2 separate regions of the Homo sapiens genome follow, and region 2 is linked to region 1. A link is a contact called in ENCODE Hi-C or POLR2A ChIA-PET data. All regions are on one chromosome and are shown on one strand. The core of a region is the stretch at or near the end of the contact, and the rest is flanking DNA. Distances in the headings are between cores, read along the strand shown.

Region 1 (3,334 bases), core at 243-2,742:
TCGAAATAATTAGGTTTTCTTTGAGTAGCTGCTATAATAAAAAGCCAAGTGGTATTTTAATTTTCACGTCATTTCTGAAAGGCAACTTGTATTTTAGTTCTTGGTCCCTCCCTCCTCAACTCCAAAAAAAGAAAAGACTGATAGAGGGATAGATAGGTAGATGGGTAAGTGGATGAGTAGACACTGATGAACTTGCTATTTACCTGAAGAAAAAAAAATGGAATGCAATCTCTTTGAAGGGAAAACTATATAAAATTGCCATTTTTGTAGGTTAAAATGACTGAATGTTGGCAATTTTTTATGTTTTAACCTAAAAGAATATGCATCCAAGCACATTTGAACTTGTGTTTGTCTTTACTAAACATTTAGAAATTTGTGATACAGTTTATGAAACATCTTTCTCATAGTGAAGTTGTCTACCTAAAGATCTTGTTGGTGCTTTAAATCCTACGTGTTTCATTTCTTTAAAAATTCCTTAGTATTCATGCAGCTAATAGGCAGCAGTAATGAAGCCCTCGTCTGTCCACTTGCCAGCCTTCCCATTTGGCCAGCAAGCTCTGGCTTGAAACCCCACACTGGGCTCTTGTCCATTTTTCATGAGGCTCCTCATCCCCTCCCTCTTCTTAGCCAGCACTCTGGACAACAGTCAGAAATCAGAAGGGCTTTATTTCCTTAAGCAAGTCACTTCTTTCAGTGTTTCTGGCATTGCTTTGGTGCAGTGGCTTTCCAATTGATGACCACAGCCCACAGTAAGAAATACATTTTACATAACGACCAAGCATACAAATGGTGTGTGTTTGTAAATCAAACAAAAGTTTCACAAAACAATCCTAACTCTTAAGAAACGCAGTGAACTGACGCTTTCCAGTCTACTTCATTTCATTTTTTAAAAGGCACTGCTTGCTACCCACTAAATTGATTTCACAACCCACTTATGTGTTGGGACCCATAGTTTGAAAAACACTGCTTTAGTGTACTTGATTCAACCCGGGAATTTTAAGTCTTGGCAGTCAATCACAGGCTTGCTTATATCGGCAGAAAAAGACAGGACTATTCATTGCTGGGAACACGGTAAAAACATCCTTTGGCAGCCTTCAGAAAAATTTTTTAATAGCAGTGGAAATAAACAGGTATTAAATCTATTAATGGAGGACAGCCTCAGCCAAAAAATAACAAGGGGTTAAAAAAAAAGAGCAGTCACATACTCACAGAAAGTAGACAGAATCCTGCAGAACCTAGTTCTAGAATTTTGTGTCCAAGCACAACTCTCAGCTGAGAACAACAGGTTAGCCTATTTTCTAGGTAGTATGGAATGTGTAAATAGTTCAGATGTAGACGGTGGAAAACTCACAATGTTGGTTTAGAAATCCTGGCTCTGCAGCTGCCAATCATACTTCATTTCTTGTTAAGGCCAGGAACTGAGACTTCTCTGGGCTTCCAGCCACTGGCTGTCTTCATCCACATCTTGGCCTTCACCCAGCCTTCCTTTTACTACCTTGGGTCACAATTTGTCCTGCTCCGGCCACTTGGTAGAAAACTTGCCTTCTATATTTGGGACAGAATAAAAGATGCTCTTAAAACCTAGAGGAAGTCACGTATCAGGTGCTACTGGTATCATGATGTGTTAATGTACCAAATCAGAATCCTATTCAGTGCAACTTTGGAACCACAGCTTTTGTGAAGCTATAATGTGGAGAAAATCCAAGACAAGTGCACAGTAAATTCTGTGCTTGGCAGTGTTCACTATTTATATGAGTAAATGTTGTTCCTTTCTCTTCTTGGCCTTTGGCTACTGGTGTTTCCTTTTAAAGTTCATGCCAAAGTAGGGTGGGAATTTATCATTTGACAATAGAAAGTGAACTGGATCTAATCAGTCCAGGAGCCTACATTTGAATTGTGTTCCTACAATGCAACATCAGGTTCTGCCTTCAAACTTTCCTGCTCCCCACATCATCCCAAAAACATTTTAAAGGCCATCAAAAGAATGCTGTCATAATAAAGATTCTCAAACATTCTCTAGAATTGCAGAAAGCTGGGACAACGCTCCTGTTGAAAGTTAGTTTTCTTCTCTCCCTTTCAAGTTGACCAGGAAGAGCTGGAAGAGCATTTTTCAGGATATCAGAATCCCAGAACAACTCTCATCTCACTTACAAACTAAAGGACAGTGGCCTCATACAAGTTATGCTTCACTAGAACTGATTTTCTTCTTCTCTAGGCTGGGAAAGCCACTCTTGGCCTACATTGCTCATAAAATGAATGAAAGTTTAAATAAAATAATGCACATAAAAATACTGTGACAAACATACAGTCCAACTGCAGGTTCTTTTTCTGTTTTTGATCAATCAAGACCTAAATTGAAGTCTTTTAAGTCCTTGTAGCCCTAGGAATCTGATTTTTAAGGTAAATGTGCAGGTCTCAGATCTGCTTAAAGGAGAGTGGGTAAAGCTGAAGGCGCTGGGTAGGGGACGAACAGAGTTATTCAGTGGCAAAGGAAAGAATATGAAAAGGAAATGTGTGTAAGATATCTATGTAGAACCCACTGCATTGGGTCTGCAAGTGGTGGTAGATATTCTGAAACTCTGCAAAAGCCTGGATTTCCACAAGCTTTGGGGCCTTCAAAAGGTTGCTTGAGTACCTATCTGTGAATGTTAAATTTTATTCCTTGGAATTTACCCAACTTCAACTTCTGTCTAACTTGATCTTCAACTTCTTACTTTACACAAGCACATCTCACTTAAAAGTGAGAAGGGTCATTTTAAGCCCCACTCTCGTGTTCCTCTTGGAACCCCATGCCGCCCAGGCTAACGGTGAGAAAATGTAGCACATGCCCTTCTCATTGCCACATGCTTGCTCCTCAGAGAAATAAAGGTAAAGAAAGGTATTAAAAAAATAGTGTTTTCATAGAAGGAGATGTTGCAATGAGAAAACTTTGACATAAAATTTCTATTTTATCTAGTCATACTATGGTTACTGGGCTTTGAAACTGAGTTTCAACATGAATAAACAAAGCTGCTAGTGAAATGCGTCGAGCTTGAATTGAGTGTCCTCAGCCTAAGAGTGGATCAACATTCTTCAGCTATATCTACAAGCCATCTAGCTGTTTGTCCAAATGCAGATTTTTGAGATGTTTGGAGAAGAACCTAACAGTTGAGGCTGAAATCTTAAACCATATGCATTAAGTCTCTTATGTACAAAATTCCTCTCTTGCCTCTTAGCCAATGATGGTGACAGGGTTGAACGGTGAAGAAATGGAGCATGTCTGGGATTTCTTTCTTTCCTCCCAACTATGAATATCTTCTTGAACCAAGCTAAAAAGAGTACAAAAAATATAATG
Region 2 (3,334 bases), core at 619-3,118, 210 kb before region 1:
CCAAACCAACCAAAACATTCCGGGGCAGCTTTGGAGCAAAGCCCAGGAACTTCCCTGCAAAGGAGAACAGCTCTCCAACTACAGAAGCCTGCAAGTCCTATGGTGCAGACTTATTAAGAGTAGAGAAGAAAGCACGGACTTCTCACCGAGGACCAAAGGGAAATGGGGTCTCTGGGGCCTGCAACTTTCTTAAAAGTGCATCAGTGAAACCCTGCTTATCCAGCGGGGTGGTTGTTAATGCTGTCAGCAGGGGTGGGGGGCCTCTCACCCCTTTCCCTGGGACGCTCAGAAGAAGCGAGAATAAAACATACATGTCACTGGCTGGAAATCTAGAGAACCTTCCAATAAATAACCTATACATTGTCAGGCAGCTGAGGATCCATATCGTCATAACTCTATTATACTGCGTGTTACACGAATAGATGTGAATATTAAATTATGATGTCGGAATTATTTTAATACTGTCTATAAGAAATTAATTGTACTCTGTTGTCAAAGTAGTTTTGTTGCAACTATAGTTCCTTATTGACTACCTTTTAGCTGAGTGAGGACTCGGTATTTCCCAAGTATCCTTCTAGCTCAGAAAGCAAGTCTCTTCCTGGTCTCCAGGACTTAAGGTCGGGGGCATTTGAGAGACCTATATTTGCCCGGGAAAGATCTCTTGAAGAGTATACATTATTTTTGTCTTCCTGGTTTTATCTATACATTTCCAGGGCAAAGACAAATTAATAGGGCGGCCGTTCTGGGACCTGAGGAGTGTCTCAGCCCTGTACGCGCCTCTCCCACGATATGCATAATGGCGGTGGGGGCGGGGGTGTCCTCCTTAAGGGCAACCCAGGCACGTCCCAAACTTCCATTCGTGGGGTGGCCGTGGTGGTTAAGAGAGCTGCCAGATGGTCGGACCAGCGGAGGCCCCAAGAAGAGCCAGAGCGCCCTGTATTCCCGACACGCGCCACAAGTGGTTTAGGAGCGGAGGGAGGAGCGCTGCGGCACGGGTCGGGCCGGTCGGGCCGGGCAAAGAAGGCCGAGACGTGCTCCTGGAAGACTCGCCCTCCGGTCCCGGTGTCACTCGTTCCCCATTCTTTCCTCTTCTCCAACTAGAGTAATGACGCCCAAACCCGCACCTATGCGCGCAGGCAATCGGGTGGGTGGACGCGCGGCCACCAAACCCACAGCACCGTCACCAACCCTGGGAGGGCACGGCCGGGATTAGGAGGAGGGGGAGCGCCCACACCTGGGGAGGCAGGTGCGGAGGCGGCCGGCCCGGGGACCTCGAGTGCGTAGGACTCGGGGTCGGGGTCGGGGTCGGCAAGCCGGGCGCTGTGAGCGCGTCGGAGCGCTGGCCCGGAGCCTGGCAGGGGGCGTCTGTACCGGCTGGGCAGCCCGGGGCGGTGGCGATGGCTGGCGGCGGCGGCGGGGTGTGCGCCAGGAGGCCATTTCCTCGCTGCGCCCCTGGCGGAGCCGGGTTTGCCTGCTCTTGGCCGCCGCCGCCACCGCCGCGCAAGTCGGACAGCCGTGAGGGCTGGAGGGGAAACCAGGTCACCGGTTCGCAGACGCGGCGCGGAGCAGGCGCCCCGGGCCCGGAGTAAGACAGCGCCCGGGAAGCGGGCCGGGGCGGGCCGGGCACGCGGGGGACCCGGAGAGGCGGGGACTCTGGTGCCCCAGCCGCAGTAGCTTCCTACGCCTATAAAAGTGGAGAGACCGGGGAGGTGCGGCGCGGCCCTGGCTGCGGCCGCCTCTCTTCGCCCAAGGAGTTGACATTTTGCAGGACTCGCGCGACGCCCAGTCGCCGGCGCTCCCCGGGACCCCGCCGCCGGGAGGAGGGGGCGGAGGAGGGTGGAGACTGCGGGGCTTGGCCAAGGAAGGCGCACATCCTCGGGCGGGCGGCCGTGACGCGGCGGGGATTAACTTTGCATGAATAATGTGAGTGCGCTTGGAAAAGAGACCTCCTGCTCCGCGGGCTCGGGGCAAGAGCCCGCAGGCTACCTTCCCCGGGCAGGGGCGCTCAACCCAACCGGCTCCAGGGCACTGGTAATTTGGCTAGAGGACCGCGCGGAGGCAGCGGGGTGAGAGGAGGAGGGGGCGACAGTTCCAACTGTCCACAGGGTGGGCGGGATGGTGACGGAGCGTCGCAAGAACCCGGAGGGGTGCGGGCGGCTAAGCCGAGCGCGCGCGGGCGGGCAGGCGGGTGAGCGTGGGTGGTGGGGGTGTCATCAGCCTGATTACCTGCCTCCGCGGGGCTTCTGCGCCCCGGATCTGGGAGGAGGTGCCCTCTCGTGTTCGGGCACCGCGCGGCGGCAGGCTGGGAGCTACGGAGTGGACAGTGGTGGAACAGGGTGGCCGGGCTCTGTTCCAATCGCAGCGGCTCTGTTCCTCAAACCCCAAGCCCAGCTGTTGACATGTTCCTTGTGAAATGGAGTTTGGCATCCTCAGCGCCGAACCCAGTGGAAGTTTCCATGATGAGGAAGTTGTGTGACATGGGGGTTCGGAAAAGGTTGGCAGGCCAGGGGGGAGGGTTAAAGGGACTGTGGGTCTCCCATCCCCCCTTTTTCGCCTGCCCCGGAACTCCCGGGCTTGGAAAGGAGAATTATCCTGGATGTTGGCGTGCGCCGTGGCCGGTGCCTGGCGACTGGGCTTCTCTCCGCCTCCTGGGGGCTTGGCGGGGATTTCGCTAGCCTCCTGGGTCGCGCTCCTTCGCTTTGCTTCTCTTGGCGCAGCATCTTCCTCTGGGTCTCCTCGAGTTGGTTGTGATACCAATTGTGCCAACTGTGTGACCTCCACCCCCTCGGAGAAGGACTCATTTGGGGGAATTTTCATTCTTAGTGGATTTTGCCCTTCTTAGCGGCAGTTGTCACTTTGGGGGAGGATTTCCCAATGACCATTGTGGGATTATTATTAGTGTTAATTCTTAAGCCTTCTTATTTATTTTAAGGAGGGGGAGGGAGAAAATGAGATGAATTTTTTTTAAATGTACAAGTTTCCCCAAATGGAAAATTTTAAAAGAAGGATCTAGAAACATAACAATTCATAAAGTGAGTCAAAGAAAGGAAAGAGTTTGCATGAACAGCCAAGTTCAGATTCTCCATTCTCCTTTGTCCACATAAATTTAGAATTTTTGAAGATTCAAACACTGTGTAATCAGTAAATATATTTGAAATACCTTCTTCCTCAGCACATTATTGGTCTTGGGTACTAGTGAGATTCAGTTTTAAAGACCTGTGTGGAAGTTCAAGAAATTAAGCATTCCTTGCACAGTGTATTAATATCAAGCACAGCAGTTTATATAATGATAAATGTATTAGGTAATGTAGACCTGTTGGGCAATCTTCACATT

What was found. A loop is a pair of places that touch in the nucleus more often than their neighbours do. ChIA-PET counts read pairs that join two places held with the same protein, here RNA polymerase II (POLR2A). Pooled maps may share reads with other maps.
Region 2: a loop to region 1 is called in a pooled map, with 2.3 times the contacts of the local background. The contact joins the promoter of THRB here to the enhancer-like site in region 1. A Hi-C loop is called at or near these places in 3 of 168 maps with a recorded cell type or tissue (PC-3, sigmoid colon and tibial artery) and 7 of 50 pooled maps. POLR2A ChIA-PET finds 5 or more read pairs at or near these places in 2 of 52 experiments (HepG2 and K562).

Annotation. Positions count from the first base shown.
Region 1 is chr3:24,286,334-24,289,667 of GRCh38, reverse strand. The region is part of intron 3 of THRB (thyroid hormone receptor beta); the gene reads left to right. Among named protein-coding and RNA genes, the nearest start is that of THRB-AS2, 140 kb to the right of the region's middle. Within about 2 kb of position 1,492, at least 12 of the 41 ENCODE cell types and tissues checked have a DNase peak (open chromatin) inside an H3K27ac peak, as active enhancers do; they include tibial artery, where a contact is called at or near this core.
Region 2 is chr3:24,493,384-24,496,717 of GRCh38, reverse strand. THRB (thyroid hormone receptor beta) reads left to right here and starts at 1,868. Exons shown (of 11, transcript NM_001354712.2): 1 at 1,868-2,066. THRB-AS1 (THRB antisense RNA 1) reads right to left here and starts at 2,631. Exons shown (of 2, transcript NR_046244.1): 1 at 2,227-2,631. RefSeq lists a silencer at 1-90.